2 separate regions of the Mus musculus genome follow, and region 1 is linked to region 2. A link is a loop called in an ENCODE intact Hi-C map of the cell type or tissue named here. Cell type or tissue: heart. All regions are shown on one strand.

What was found. Hi-C counts contacts between places; a loop is a spot of excess contacts. Peaks named below come from ENCODE experiments on the same cell type or tissue, not always from the same donor. Only the 100,000 strongest peaks of a DNase experiment are listed, where the experiment ranks them.
Region 1: a loop joins it to region 2, with 6 times the contacts of the local background. A loop is called at or near these places in 15 of 42 quality-filtered maps.

The regions. Positions count from the first base shown.
Region 1 is chr9:99,464,846-99,472,845 of GRCm38, forward strand. It overlaps Nme9 (NME/NM23 family member 9), which reads left to right. Exons shown (of 10, transcript NM_001165957.1): 5 at 3,331-3,413; 6 at 3,782-3,874; 7 at 4,756-4,910; 8 at 5,945-6,085. 1600029I14Rik (RIKEN cDNA 1600029I14 gene) reads left to right here and starts at 5,576. Exons shown (of 2, transcript NR_028123.1): 1 at 5,576-6,081. In heart, a CTCF peak has its summit at 4,982; no DNase peak of the experiment used is centred here.
Region 2 is chr9:99,576,594-99,584,593 of GRCm38, forward strand. It overlaps Dbr1 (debranching RNA lariats 1), which reads left to right. Exons shown (of 8, transcript NM_031403.3): 2 at 1-107; 3 at 1,848-1,928; 4 at 2,764-2,849; 5 at 3,546-3,770; 6 at 5,429-5,509; 7 at 5,724-5,869; 8 at 6,719-7,750. The coding sequence ends at 7,430. Among named protein-coding and RNA genes, the nearest start is that of Dbr1, 4.8 kb to the left of the region's middle. In heart, a CTCF peak has its summit at 4,297 (motif pointing left); no DNase peak of the experiment used is centred here; H3K4me3 peaks cover 1,024 bases.

The DNA of each region.
Region 1 (8,000 bases), 110 kb before region 2:
CTTCTAGAAACGTCAGTAATAATGGAGAAGAGGAGCGAGGAATTCCTGTCTGAGCTGGAGAGTTCATGTTTCCCTTACTATCTCCTTTTAAAACACCAGAAGCCCTCACGTCCCCTGTTTACAGCCCCACCCCCTCTCTCCCTCTTTCTCTAGCTGCTATCAGCCATAAGTCTCATAGGCACTGTGCCATGTCCTTTCCTGAACCTTCCTATGAGAAGAGTGGCCCAGCTGCATTTGAGGACCAGAGAGTTAGACAGGCTCCCACTGGGAAGATGGCTTGCATTAACAGCCAAGATGCCAGGGAACCGGGACTGGATACAACGGGTGGAGGGAAGCTTGAGATACACGGCTGTTTCTCATAGGTGCACAGTAAGGACGGTTGGGATCAGAATCTGCCAGGCATGGCTTAGTGTAAGACTCTGCTGAGCTTTAATTACCAGTTATCCCTCCAGCCCCGCCCCCAGGGAACAATGCGGAGCTGGGGTCAATGTAAAAGCAAGAGGAATTTATTTATTTATTTATTTATTTATTTAGTTAGTTAGTTAGTTAGTTTTTCAAGATAGGGTTTCTCTGTGTAGTCCTGGCTGTCCTGGAACTCACTCTGTAGACCAGGCTGGCCTCGAACTCAGAAATCCACCTGCCTCTGCCTCCCAAGTGCTGGGATTAAAGGTGTATGCCACTACCGCCCGACCAAGAGGAATTTATTGTTCTAGTGCACTGGGCTCATCCCAGACCCGAAGGAGAGGTGGCAACCCCAGAGAAGCAGCCATTAGGCACAATGTGATTGGCAGAACAGTGTGACTTTTAAACTGATTGGTCCTTAGGGAATGAGGTAGCAAGAAGTGGCCAATGGCTGGTCCACTGGTCTTCCAGAGGGATGCCAGCCTTTCTCTTCCAGGAGGTGAGGGGTGCCTATATGCTCCCTGACCTGTCTCTTCTAGGAGGAGAGGGGTGCCTGGCAGAATTTTCCAACGTTCCTGAGCTGACCTCTACATTGGGAAAACCAGGAAACCACAGAGAAGTCCATCTGTGATTTGACTCTCACAAGAAATAGCCTTTCTACACTATCACCTCTTCTCTGCTCTGCTCTATCCGCAGCCAAGTCTCTTTGACCCAGAACACCACATGAAACCCTTTCTCTACCTCAGCCTCTTCTGCTTCTTAGCTAAGATTTGTGAACTCTGTCCATGTCTTGGGCCGCCCCTCACCTCCATTCCTGCTGACCTGCTGTGGCCTGGCCCTGAACCCATTGCTCCTCAATGGGTGCTCATGAGAGGCCCTCCCTGCTGCCAAAGTCCACAGTCTCCTTTTTTGTTTGTTTTTTTAAAGATTTATTTATTTATTTTATGTATATGAATACAATGTTGCTTTCTTCAGACACACCAGAAGAGGGCATAGGATCCCATTTCAGATGGTTGTGAGCCACCATGTGGTTTCTGGGAATTGAACCCAGGATCTCTGAAAGAGCAGTCAGTGCTCTTAACCACTGGGTCAGCTCTCCAGCCCCAACCACAGTCTCTTGAATCAGAAAGTGGTCACCATAGTCTCTTGAATCAGAAAAGGTTGCTATTCATTGTGCCCATGTGCCTTTCTTCTCTATGCCCCCTTAGCCATGTGTGTGTGTGTGTGTGTATGCATGTATTGGGAGATGGAACCTAGGCCCTCATACTTGCTAGGCCAGTGTCTCAACCTCTGAGCTACAGTTCAAGCCCCCTCTGTCTGGCTTCTGAGATAACATCTTTCTCTTTCTCTGGCCTCTTTTCCTGGGTTTCCCACTTTGAGCTGAGGCTGGGGGAAGAGGCCCACAAGGGCCTTGTCTCCTCTTCCTCTACCCTTTAGGTGATCTCATGAGCCCACCACTTCAACCCAGAGTCAGTCGTAGGAGCGCCTTAACATCAAGTGTCCCCAGCCTATCAGAAATGGTGGCCATAGAAAAATACACAGGCTGTTGCTTAGGGTGACGTACACTGTGCAAGTCAGCTTTCTGTCGCCATTCAAGACACTTGGGATAATCATCTTATATTGGCAAGATGTTTCCTTTGCTCAGAGTTCTGGGGGCTTCTGCCCAAGACCAGTTGGTCCAGATGCTTTAGAGCCTGTGGTAAAGGCTCTAGGCAGGGACATACAGTGGAGCAAGGATCTCACAGCCAGGAAGCAAAGGAGCAAGAGTGCCACAACCTGCCTGTCAGCTACCTCCCAACAGGGCCACAGGATGGGGACCGAGGGTCCCTAGGCGACACTTGTCTAATGGATAGCATACACCTATAAATAGAAAATAGGTGGTGGGAAATGGTGATTCTGTAGAAGATGCCGGTAAGTTACCAAGGGCAAGTTCATGTCAATAGGAACGCAACAGAAATGGGCTCCTGGACCACACAAATTGTCGCTTACAGAATTCCCATAGCTCGGACCTAGGTGGCCCCGGGTCACCAAGGCTGACCCCAAGCGATGTCAAAACTAAAGCTAAAACTGAAACAAAACAACAACAACAACAACAACAACAACAACAACAACAACAACAAAGGCTCACACTGTTCTGGCTGACCTCTCAGGAAACCTGAAGAGGGACAGAGGGGTTTGAAGCTGGAATCTAGTAGCCGAGAAGCACAAAGTTCAGATGCAGAGCGCGGGGCAACCTTTTCTGTCACACACACAAAAAAGGTGAAAAACTGGAAGGGGCCTGGAGAGCGGCTCAGCGGTTAGGAACACTGGCTGCTCTTCCAGAGGACTCGGTTTCTACTCCGGCACTCACAAGGCAGCTCACGTCTGTAACTTCAGACACAGGGAATTCAATGCCTTCTTGGGCCTCCGTGGGTACTGTATGGCCATGGTGCACAGGCATACAGGTAGGAAAAAATATCCATGCCTATAAATTTATTTGGCAAAAGCAAAGGAGTCATGAGAACAAGAAGAAAACCAGACAGGCAGCAGTTAAAGCCGAGAGCCACAAGAGGGGGACAGGAAAGCCTGAGGGTGGCTGGCCCTTGTGTCCTCTGCTCCTGTGTCCCTTGCTCACCCATCTCCAGGCAGCTCGTTCAGCCATTCCAAGTTTGCTTCTGAAGAGTCTTTTGGAAATGTCCACCCCCGTGTGTCCCCAGACCAGAGTTCAGAGAGTCAGACTTTGCCCACCCAAGTCAGGCTGGGGTTCCTGGCTGTGCTCTGGTGCCAGATTGGTGCCATTCCCTAGAGTCTGAGTCTATGGAGACCTGGAGCCCAAGCCTGTCCCTGGTACTTGCTGCAATGGAGCAATGTTTCAGCTGGCACTGAAACAATACTGTCCCTGCCAATGGCTTCCCAGCCATCTGACAGCGCTCCCCTGGTTAATTTCAGCGTCATCAGGAAAGACCTGTACATTGGGCATCATTAAGCCAGATGCAGTGGCCCATGGGAAGGCTGAGGAAATCATCATGAAGGTGGGAGGCGCATGACGTACCTTGAGTAACTGTTCTCAGGTCCCCTGCGGTAGATGCACAGGGATGGGGGCAGCAGGCTCTGGGATGCATTGAGGGAAGAAGGCTTCTGATGAGTTCTAACTCAGATTCTGTTCAAGGGTTACAACACTGTTAGATCTGAGTGGGGGGCTGCTGAGGGTGCTAAGGACCTGCATTGCTTTTCTCTTTTCATTAAGATCACTGCAAGTGTGGCCTTGAGTTACATCTGAGGAATGCACACTTATATGTATATGTACGTGTGCATGTATATATGTATATATGTGTGTGTATATATGTGTGTGTGTGTGTGTGTGTGTGTGTGTATAATGTATATTACATATATTCTGCAGATCCAGGAAGCAGGATTTGACATACTATTAAAAGAAGAGAGAACCCTGACAGAGGCAGAAATGCAAGCGTTCTATCAACACAGAGCCAGAGAGGTCAGCTCATCTGCTTCTATTGGTCCATCTCATCCTCTCTCCTCCTCCGACACTCTGGTGATAGGTTGATAGCCTCTCGGGGGAATAAACATGAAGAACAAGAACATGAACGGCAGGTGGGTGGGTAATGGATTTGCAGCTCAGAATACGATCGGAGCCTGTACTGCTCAAGTATCGTGGCTGCAAGGAAACTATTTTAACAGTCAGCAACGGAATAAAGATGTTTATTAGAAGGATGCTCCGTAACTCCCAGAGCCGATGACAGAGAATGAGAAAGGTTAACAAGGATGCTTGGTGAGAAGGGGGACCAAGGAAAGTCTAGGGCCCACAGACGCCAAAGCCTTAGGCAAACCGCTCAAGACGTCGCCGCCTGCCACTTAATCTTGCTTTCTCTGCTTGCTTCTGCTTATGATTTGCGGGCTTGGGGAGTAGGGCTGAGGGCTGTTATAGGTCACAGCCCCACTTCCTAGGTCAGAGGTGTGATAGTTGCTAAGCATCACGGTTGTGAAATGAGGAACAAGGGAAATGAAGGAGGGGATCTTTTCCAGAGGAGCACTGGTATTGAAGGAGAAGGGCCGCAGTCTACACTGTACCCTTGGAGACCCAATACCCATGTATTACATATCCAAACACCATTCTTTTAGCATGCCACTACCCAACCTAACTCATGCTCCACCACAGTTCATCTTCCTGGGGTCCTGGAGTGTGACTGGTCATCATCAACAGCAGGCTGAGGTGGCCAGGTCACGGCTGAGTGTCTACAAGCTCACAAGGCTGCTTACTAACCCTCCCTTCCAGCACATGGGTAGTCTGGTTGCGCTGGCCTGCTTCAGGTCTCAGTAGTTCCTGCCCCAGGTCACTGTTTCCTTCCCTGTGCCTAGGAGGCATTTGAGAGGCTAGTACATCACATGTGCAGCGGACCCAGCCACCTCCTGATTCTCACCAAGACCGAGGGCACCGAGGATGTAGTCACCGCTTGGCGAACCTTCCTGGGACCTTGTGACCCCAATGTGGCCAGGAGGGAACATCCCGAAAGGTGACATCAGCTGTAGTCCTTTCAGCCACCTCAAGCTTCATTTGGTGTTTGGTTCAGAATCGTGGGTGATGCTGTCAGCTCTGGTAGCCAGGGGGCGCCTTTCTATATATCTGGGAAGTTTTTGACATCTTCTTACTGTCTGAGTTTCTGAGACTCCCCGACATGGGATCCTACCCCACCCCACCCCTCCCAGATTTCTAAAGGCTGCTGCTGAGTTAGGCTCAGTCACAGATCTCAGGGACCTTCCAAGTCAAAGGCAGCAGTACCGCCTGCCCTGTGGACTTCAGCTACCACAGCCAGTGCTATCTGGAGTCAGCTTCCTGTTCAGCACACCTACCTAGACCTGCTCAGCCTGCTCTATGACCCAGTGAGCAGCTAGCTTGGAGTCCACTGTACCAAATCCACGGGCCTTGGCTTTTGAAGCTGACAGAGAGCCATGGTCAGACAACAGGAAAGAACTTAGCAAAAAACAAAAACAAAACAAACAGAAAAAACAAACAGAAAACAAACAAACAAACAAACCTTAAAGTACTTTGCAGTCCTAAGGGACAAGAGCGTCTAACTGAAGCAACTGGGCTAAGCAAAGCGGCAGATGGCTCAGACCTTAGGTTACCAGCTAATGGGTCAAGTCCCTCCTCCGTTTCCGTTCAGTTCAGTTCAGTTCCCTAGGCTGTGAAGTGGGACTATCCACCCGCAGGCAGCACAGAGGCATTTAGAGCGGCGCTCAGCACATAGGTCCTAACCTAGCTCGACCAGGATTAGGGTTCTTATCAAGATCAGTCATATTGCTGCACGAGAGGCAAGGTGCTAGAGCTCAGCTGTGACCCAACAACAGTGGGAGTTGTAGTCTCTCTCTGGGCAGAAACGTTGCCAGACTCTGTTTAACACCCCTGGGCAGCAGGTGCTGGCACGGCTGATACTCTCCAGTTCTCTACAAAGAGCAAAGCAGTCTGGTAGCTGGTGGTCCTGCTGCCAGAGAGCAATGCATTTCTCTTCAAGTGAAACAATTGTTTCTTTTACATTGTACCAACCAGTCTCCGGGCTCAGTACGGCACAGAAATGCCTTTTAATGCTGTGCATGGAAGCCGGGACAGAGAGGACGCCAACAGAGAGCTGGCGCTGCTCTTCCCCAGTTTCAAGTTCTCAGATAAAGACAAGGAAGCTCCACCGGGTGAGTTGATAATGGCTTTATGACTGTGTGTGTGTAAAACTGACGACTTATCTCCCAACTAGCCAATAAAGTCCTGTTCTGAACACAGGTCACCATGTAACTGGCATCACCATTAATCCATTTGGTGCATTCTTGAAGCAGAAGGGTTGCTTTTTAAGACCAACTGGGCTTTTTTTTTTTTTTTTTTTCCTGCTTATGGTGGAGCCCTACTTCCACCCGTGAGACACGTTGCCTTTCTTTCTGCCAACCATGGGGAAAGTCCTATGACTCTAAACAAATCCAAAGTTTATTTTTATAGGTTCGCACACCCACCCTTTGCAGACTGATCACTCTCATCTTCCACCCACCCTCCCTTCCCCACAAATATCCCTCCAGTGTTCCTATCTGTTCATTTTGTTGTGCGATCCATTAAGATTAGCCAGGGCCATCCGTGTGATCGTGGGTTTGAAGCTATCTGTTAGTGAATGACTGGAGGACTCAGAGAGTCCACCACACTCTTAGGGATCTACCAACAGGGAGGGTTTAGAGGTAAGAAGGCTGAATGAAGCTCATGACGTTGACCTTGTGTGGGCCCAGTGCAGGTAACAGCAGCTGATGTGAGCTAATGTTACAACAGTTTTACGAGTCTGGGGCACAGTACCTTCCGGCCCTCTCTTGCACAACATTCCCAGAGCCTTAGAGGGGGTGGTATACGACTTACTTAGGGCTGGGCCCACTCCTGTCACTCACGTTCCCCATCCTGGGCAGCCATGAATCTTTATTCACTGCTGTCAGGAGGGGTTTCTGATTCAGGCTGAGCAGTGACACCTCTGTCTATTGATCTCGGCTCTGGTACTCGGAAGGCTAAAGTTACTAATAATTCAGTTTAGGTAATCATGAGAATACTCCTCCCCAGACTTGGGTGGTTGGCTAGGCCACCAGGCACTGGTCCTATCCTTGGAGAGGGGCTAGAATCCATGCAGACGGCACTTGGTCATTCTATCAACGTTCAAGCTGCTGCTGTGTACCTTGTTCTTCAAATGGCTTCTTAGTACTTGATGAAGTTAATCCTCTGCCCATCCCCCATCCTCATCTCTCCAATCTCAAGGCCTCCTTCCCCGCCTAAACCTTTCTACCCATGCTGCCCCCTTCTTTTTATGTTCTACTATATGCCTTGCCTTAAGGCAATCCTTACCTCACATCACCGTAATTCACATGCACAGTCCACATGCCTCAAACGGTACCAAACAGTTAACACTATGGTCCTCATATGAGATCATAAGGCATTTGTGCATTTGGGCCTGGATTACCTTACTTAAAATAATTTTCTCCAATCCCATCCATTTCCTTGCACATTTCAGTTTTCTTTAGAGCTGAGCAGTAGTCCACCGTGTATGTACAAACCCTGATCACTCATTAGTTGCTTCCATTTCTTAGCCACTGTGAATAGGGCAGTAATGAACAAGAGCTGTTATCCCTGTCACAGGAACTAGAGTCCTTTGGGTCCATGCCCAGGAGTGGTACTTGTTTTTGAGACTCCTCCAGCCTGATTTCCAGAGTGGCTACAGTGGACAAAGGTTCCCCTCCCCCACGTTAGCTACCATTTTGTTACTAGTTGTTATTAGTGTTCTTGAAAGCCATTCTGTTGGCATGAGATGAAATCTTAAACTGGTTTGTTTTTTTTTTGTTGTTTTTGTTTTTTTTGATTTTCGAGACAGGGTTTCTCTGTGTAGCCCTGGAACTCACTCTGTAGACCAGGCTGGCCTCGAACTCAGAAATCTGCCTGCCTCTGCCTCCCGAGTGCTGGGATTAAAGGCGTGTGCCACCACGCCCGGCTTAAAGTGGTTTTAATGTGCATTTCTTTAATGGCTAAAGTCTTTCTGGGGCTTATTTCAAAGCCAGGTGTTCCTCTCTTGTCTCTGTGTCCTCCCCACTTCCCT
Region 2 (8,000 bases):
AAAGGCCCCGGTTCTCACCATCTTCATTGGAGGAAACCATGAAGCCTCAAACCATTTGCAAGAGTTACCCTATGGTGGCTGGGTAGCGCCGAATATTTATTATTTAGGTATGTGTTTATGTGCACTTTTTTTGGTCTTGTCAGAATCTGTACCAGCTGGGCAGCTTCTAGAAGACATGTGGTGAATGCCATTAACTTAAATAATCATGAGAATTGAGTTAAAATAGTTATTAAATGGCCAGTCATGAACATACATCCATTTTCTTCTAGAGGTTTAAATAATAGCTAATATGATGACAAGTTTTTTTTTTTGTAGTCTCTTTGCTTTTTTCTTATTGCATTAAACTTTATAATGGAAAATGCTAAACATACATAAAAATACCGAGTAGTTTAATAAATTTCTTTACTTGTTAACCTCAACTCCTATTACTTTGTTCTACTCCCATATTTAAATATCCAGTATTGTTTAAACTTTTCCTGAGGGAGATGGCTGGGATGCCTTAAAGCAAATCCTAACCACTGGGTTATTTCATTTGTGGATTTTTAAGTACATGACTCCCCCTACCCCAAGATGTATTTATTTATCTACCGTGTATACAGTGTTCTGAGTGCATATGTGCCTACAGAGCACCAGATCCCATTATAGATGGTTAGAAGCCACCATGTGGTGCTGGGAATTGAACTCGGGACCTGTGGAAAAGCATCCAGTGCTCTGAGCCATCTCTCCAGCCCCTAAGTACATGACTTTCGAGTGATAGATTTTTTTTAGACACACGTAGTTCTGGTGCCATTTTATACCTAACTATAGTGAGTTAGTCCTTCTCTCGTGCCTTGTCCATACGCATTTCTCTGCATGTCTCAGTTACCGGATCTACAAATGACTTGCTCAGGTAGGATCCAAATATTTGGTGTTCAGGGCTCTGCCTCTTAGACTCTTTATCCTTCCTTCCCTTGTTTCTGTTTTCTGTTTCCTCTATGGTTTGTGTGTTGTAGGCAGTGAGGTTGATTGCCCTGTAGCATTTCCTGGGCTCTGGATTTAGCTGACTGGATTTACTATGATATCACTTGAAGTGTTCCTTTTGTTTTTCATCTTTTAAAGTTTGCAGGTCTTTTATCTCTTTATATAAGTGATTGTTTCTAGAATAATGTTCAAGTTTTTCTAGTGATGAAATCTTAACTTTGGGAATTTTGTTTCTCTGTCATTACTGATTTGCCATCTTTCAACAATCTCAGTATTATGAAGAGATGAATTTGGGCTGGGCATGTTTTTAATTCCAACACTGTAGCGGCAGAGGCAGGCTGATCTCTAGGAGTTTTGAGGCCAGCCAGGTCTATGGAGTGAATTCCAGGTCATCCAGAACTGCATCATAAGACCTGTCTCAAACAAATGAAAAGACAAGGTGGGATTGTCAGTTGAGTTGAAAATGAAAATGTAGAAATGCAGTGCTCTTTGGACATTACACCTGCTGACTTGACTCCCACTGTGTAAGGCCATCACAGGACATTGTCCTTCCCCTTCACTTTCTCCCACATAATTGCATGTTCAGCTGGGTACCACAGTACACTGTTAGGTATCACCATGCACTGTTAGGTACCACAGTTCACTGTTTGCTTTTAACATCCTGTCTCTTCATCCTTTTAGAATCCACTTAGTTTCTTGTCTGATTGGTTCCAGGCCTACTCTGCCTTGTGGATCATCAGCATATAACAGTGTGTGAAGAGGGATGGCAAATACTTTCAAATGATTTAAGGACCGCATAGAATTTCAGGCTTCTAAAAGATTTCTTTTCTTTTCTTAGTAGATTCTTTTTTGCTTAAACCGTTTTACTAAAATGCATAATTTTTCAGGCTTGGCTGGTGTTGTCAAATACCGAGGAGTAAGGATTGGTGGCATCTCTGGCATATTTAAATCTCATGATTATAGAAAAGGTATTGTTCTGACGGGATTACTTTTATAGTTTAGAGCTTGCATGCCCTCTAGTAAAATAACCAAAATTTATAGTTTGACTTATTCATCAGATTCCTTCTGTAAATGATATTATTCTTAATTTTTTATTATAAGTATTTTATGGACAGGAAAATGTAGATGCTATATAGTATATCTATGTGTCCATGATCTAGTTTTATTAGAATTTTTTCAGGGTTTGCCATTTTAATTTTGACTTTTAAGAAATACAACAGTATAGGTATAGTAGAAGTTCACTGACTTGACTGTCGGATTCCTCTTCTTCCCCCTCTGGTAGCCAGGGAATCGCAGTTTCCAGCTTGGTGTTTATCATTCACTTGGTTATTTCATGTCACTGCCGAGTACACAGGGTTCAGTGTGTTTCCACCTTGTGTAAATGTGTTGCGTTGCTTGCATCTTTTTGCAGCTTACTTGCTGCTTTAACGAGTTTCTGAAGTCCAGGTCATTACTTACCTGTAATCTGCTCATTTGTCTGTAGATAGTAGTTCATTGTTTAGACACACCGCAGTTACCTTTCATTTCACAGTATCTAAGTGGTTTTTGGTTAGAGCAGTGGCTTACATTCATATAGATTTCACAAATTTCCTGAGTTAAATTGACAACTAAAGTGTACATATTTAATGTAACTGTTAATTGAAAGTCTACTTCCTCATCCTTGCCCCTCTGCTCTCCATGCTAATCTGTTGGCATGGACTCCACACATGGGCGGGCTCTGTGTTCCATGGGCTGTGTGAATGCGAATTGGGAATCTCTTTTGGAAAGACAATGGTCATATGGTTTATTTCTCTTCAATTTAAGGTCATTTTGAGTGCCCCCCTTATAATTCATCTACCATAAGGAGTATATATCATGTGAGAAATATAGAGGTCTACAAATTAAAACAGGTATGTGAAAAGTATATAACAGTGATTTGAAGTAAATTTAAATTTGTAGAATGTTTGATTATATTGACTTGCAATATTTGACTACTACCACTTTAGTGTTTCTAAAATACAGTTTGGATAGGTTTTTGGAGGTTCACAGTTGAACAAATTTTAATTTTTTTTTTTTTTGGTTTTTTGAGACAGGGTTTCTCTGTATAGCCCTGGCTGTCCTGGAACTCACTCTGTAGACCAGGCTGGCCTCAAACTCATAGATTTTAATTTTTAATGGTTAAAACTTTATTGTAACAAACAGTTGTAATTTAATTTGTGATTGCACAAATTATACTTAGGTTAAGGATAAAAAGTATATGCTGAAATAAAATGATATATTTTTTTAAAGATTTATTTACTTTATGTATGTGAGTATACTGTTGCTCTCCTCAGACATACTAGAAAAAGTCATCAGATCCCATTACAGATGGCAGTGAGCCACCATGTGGTTGCTGGGAATTGAACTCAGGACCTCTGGAAGGGCAGTCAGTGCTCTTAACCGCTGAGCCAGCTCTCCAGCCCAAGCTTAGTATTTTTATCAATTTTCTTAAAGTATCCCTAGGATGAATTAGCACAGAAAGCAAGAGGGGGTGCATGGTTGGGGAGGGAGTTGTTTTGGGTTGCTCTCTTTCTAAGGATTTTCTTTCTGTTTTTCTGTCCTTAAAGTTAAAGCAGCCTGTACATATATTCTTGTCTCATGATTGGCCAAGAAATATATATCATTATGGCAATAAGAAGCAGCTTCTTAAGACCAAATCTTTTTTCCGCCAAGAAGTGGAAAACAGCACCCTGGGGAGCCCCGCTGCCTCGGAGCTGCTGGAGCACCTACAGCCTGCGTACTGGTTCTCCGCGCACCTGCATGTCAAGTTCGCAGCCCTGATGCAGCATCAGGTAGGACAGAAAACCAGAGAACCCAGTTTACGTCTTAGGAGTTGCTCCCTCAGTACTCAGTGTGGGGAGAAATGAGCAAGCGATGACAAGCAGGGTGGGTGTGGGGGCAGGGCTGAGGTGCTTGAGGGTAGCTGCTTCAGACTGGTACACTGGGGTTGGTCTAGTTTTCGAGAGGGAAAATTTCCAGTGAAGTGCATGGTTGAGCTGAATCTAAAGTGCCAGGAGGAAATAGAGTCTATGAGTGTTTTAATAGAGGGACCAACGTGTTTGAAGACTGAAAGGTCCCAGAGCCCAGCTCCTGTCCCTGAGGTGTAGAGACAGAGACAGCTGGAGCAGAACCAGAACTGCTTCTGGACAGAGCCTGGGCACCTGTTCCTTCTAGAGTAGGTCCACGTTAGAAAGGGCCTTGGAGGGATGGCTCAGCAGTTAACACTGGCTGCTCTTCCAGAGGTCCTCAATTCAATCACAGCAACCACATGGTGGCTTACCACCATCTCTAAAGGGTTTGGTGCCCTCCTCTGGCATGTAGGTGTATATGCAGACAGAGTATTCCTACATTTTAAAAAAATACATAAACTTAAAAGGGGGAAGGCTTTGGGATATTTCCAAATAAAACTGTTTCCGGAGCATTGTACCTCCAGTGCAGAGAAGGTTTGCTCCAGTAGCTTTGGAAAGCATTGTGTGTCACCTCCACAAAGACAGTGCCCTTTGGGCCATTAGACCTCTGAGAAGGTCTCTAGAAGCAGAAAGAAACCTCCAGCTGCTGACCCACAGTTCAATTTTGTTGTTAGCTTTTTTTTTCTTATTTTTTTTATTTTAACAATTTATTTATTTTATAAATGTGAGTACACTGTCAATTTCCTCAGACACACCAGAAGAGGGCATCAGATCCCGTTACAGAGAGCTGTGAGCCATCATTGTGTTTACTGGGAATTGAACTCAGGACCTTCAGAAGAGCAGCCAGTGCTATTAACCGCTGAGCCATCTCTTCAGCCTCTTGTTGTTGTTGGGGTTTTGTTTGTTTGTTTGTTTGTTTGTTTTGAGACAAGGTTTCTCTCTATAGCCCTGGCTGTCCTAGAACTCACTCTGTAGACCAGGCTGGCCTCTAACTCACAGAGATCCACCTGCCTCTCCCTCTGGAGTGTTGGAATTAAGGGCATACGAGACCATCTAGCTGACAGACACTGTGTCCATCACATCCCAGACTCTATTGTGCCTGTTTGTAATCACCTTTGCATCCTTAGCTGTAGACACGCACGGTTTGAGCTGTGCTTCTTCTGATTAATTCCTGTAAAAGAATCATAAAGTACAGGTGTTTAGCAGCGGGTTTCTGTCATTTGTTTGTGTGAGTCACTTGTGTCACGCGTGTCAGTGTTTAACGACATGGTGATCATCATCGTCATCTCAGTGTTTGTTCTGAATTATGGAAGAAACGGCAGCCAGCAGTAGTTAATGCTTTCCACATCATTGCCCATGTGTGTGCAGACTGCCTTCCCCTCTTCTCTTCTCTTCTTTCTTATTTATTTCCTCACTTGGTAGTCATTCTTTCAACATAGAATTGGGAGCATGTGTAAGAAGTATTATTTCTCCTCGATTCAATGTATGAATTCCTTGTTGTGATGTTTTAAAATTCTTACATCGTGGTTTGTATCATCTAGGCCACAGATAAAGACCAAGCAGGCAAAGAAACCAAGTTTTTAGCCTTGGACAAGTGCTTGCCACACAGAGACTTCCTTCAGGTAAGAACAAAAGGAGTCATTTTACAAAAGTCCTACTCTTCCAGTGATTTTTAAAGAACTAGCTACTTCCAAATTTATTTGTGCTATTTATAATTTACGTTTTTGGGAATTCTTTGATGTTGCTTATGTTAACATTTTAAAATTTAATTAATTTAAAATGATTAGACTGTTAAATATAAATGAATTACCTAAAATTTCCGATTTTGTCCTCTAGGTGTTAGAGATAGAACATGACCCCAGTGCTCCTGAGTACTTAGAGTATGACGTTGAATGGCTTACTGTTCTCAGGGCCACTGATGACCTGATTAATGTGACTGGGGGCCTGTGGAATATGCCTGAAGACAACGGTCTGCACACAAGGTGCGTCTGCTCCCTCAGAGCTTGCCTTCTGCCCTGCATGTGCAGTGTGGTCTCTCATCTGTGTTGTGTTCTGATTCCTGAGGAGTTTGCTTGTCTGCAGAACGGAGGGAGAAGCAAGGTGGCAATGGTTTTGGGTTCTGAGCATCTAGCAAGCTTCTAGCATGTGCCTGCTCGATGACCTGTGAGCTGTAGTCGTTCCTCTGGTCTCTGATTGGGCCTAACTTAGGGATATATACCCCCTGGTTCTGGCACTGACTGGCCATGAGACCCCAACTTTGTACTCACAGTTAACTGACTATTATGTTTATTCTAAAGATTCTTTGCTAAGTTAATTATAATTTTACCATGTGGGGTTTTTAAATTTTTATTTTATGCAGATGGGTATTTTCCCTGTATGAATGTCAGTGCATCATGCATTGCCTGGCACTGACAGGCCAGAATTGGGAGTCCATCCCTGGAACTGGAATTACAAATGGCTGTGAGATGACAGTAGATGCAGGGAATGGAACCCAAACCCTCTGGGAAAGTAGCGTCTATTCTTAACCATTGAGCCGTCTCTGCAGCTCTTATGTAGAATTTTCGTTTTGTTTTTTGTGACGGGGTCCCTCTGTGTAGCCTTGGCTGTCCTGGAACTCACTCTGTAGACCAGGCTGGCCTCGAACTCAGAGATCCGCCTGCCTCTGCCGCCTGAGTGCTGGGATTAAAGACCTGTGCTACCACCGCCCAGCTTTTATGTAGAATTTTTAACATTTCATTTTTACTCCTTGTATCTGGAGTCCATACTTAGGTTTCATTGCTTATTGTTTGAAGGTAATAACTTGTATAAACCAGCTGCTCTGATTGTTACAGGTGGGATTATAGTGCAACGGAAGAAACTATGAAGGAAGTAATGGAAAAATTGAACCATGACCCTAAAGTCCCCTGTAACTTCACCATGACAGCTGCTTGTTATGATCCCAGTAAGCCCCAGACACAAGTGAAGCTGGTTCACAGGATCAATCCACAGACGACTGAGTTCTGTGCCCAGCTTGGCATCACAGACATCAATGTCATGATTCAGAAGGCCAGAGAGGAAGAGCACCATCAGTGTGGTGAATATGAGCAGCAGGGTGACCCGGGGACTGAGGAGTCTGAAGAGGACCGGAGTGAGTACAACACAGACACGTCGGCCCTCTCCTCCATTAATCCAGATGAAATCATGCTGGATGAAGAGGAGGAGGAGGAGGAGGAGGAGGAGGAGGCTGTAAGCGCTCACAGTGACATGAACACACCTTCTGTGGAACCTGCTTCTGACCAGGCTTCTGACCTCTCTACAAGCTTTTCTGACATCAGGAACTTACCAAGTTCCATGTTTGTGTCCTCTGACGATGCATCCCGTTCTCCAGCAAGTGGAGAGGGGAAATGTGGTGAAACGGTGGAGTCTGGGGATGAAAAAGACTTGGCTAAGTTTCCTCTGAAGCGGCTGAGTGATGAACACGAACCTGAACAAAGGAAGAAAATAAAGAGGAGGAACCAAGCCATCTACGCTGCAGTGGATGATGGGGATGCTAGTGCCGAGTGAGACAGAGGCTGGACTGTGATAAATGTAGGGGTGGGATTTCCAGACCCTGTTTTTAGGGCAGAATTTCTGATTTATTACTGGACTTTGTAATAATGAAATGATGGAATTTTGGTTATAAGCTCTGTATTTAGATGTATGTTTATATGATTCAGATATAGACTTATTAAATTTCATATGAGATTTGATTGATGACCATTTTTAAGACATTCACTTCCATAGTTTTCAGCACTTAGTACACATGAATTTTGAGAAACACTGTTCTCTAAGATGGGACTATAAAGATTTTGTAAATACATTAAATGCCACTTAATTGCTGAAATTATCCTATTGGCTCTTGTATATTACATTTTGACTGAATTTTTATGTAACTTTGGTACCTATATTCAAGTTATCTTGGGATTGTACAGTTTAATATTAAATGATATTATATTAATATGTAATTATTCAATGTTAATTACATCTGACAAGAGTGTATAAATGCTGTCCATCCTGCTGCATGACAGCTCAATCGATGGTAGTGAAGTCTTCTCAGAGATCCATGTGGACCAACCCTTGTCTGGAGTCACAGCA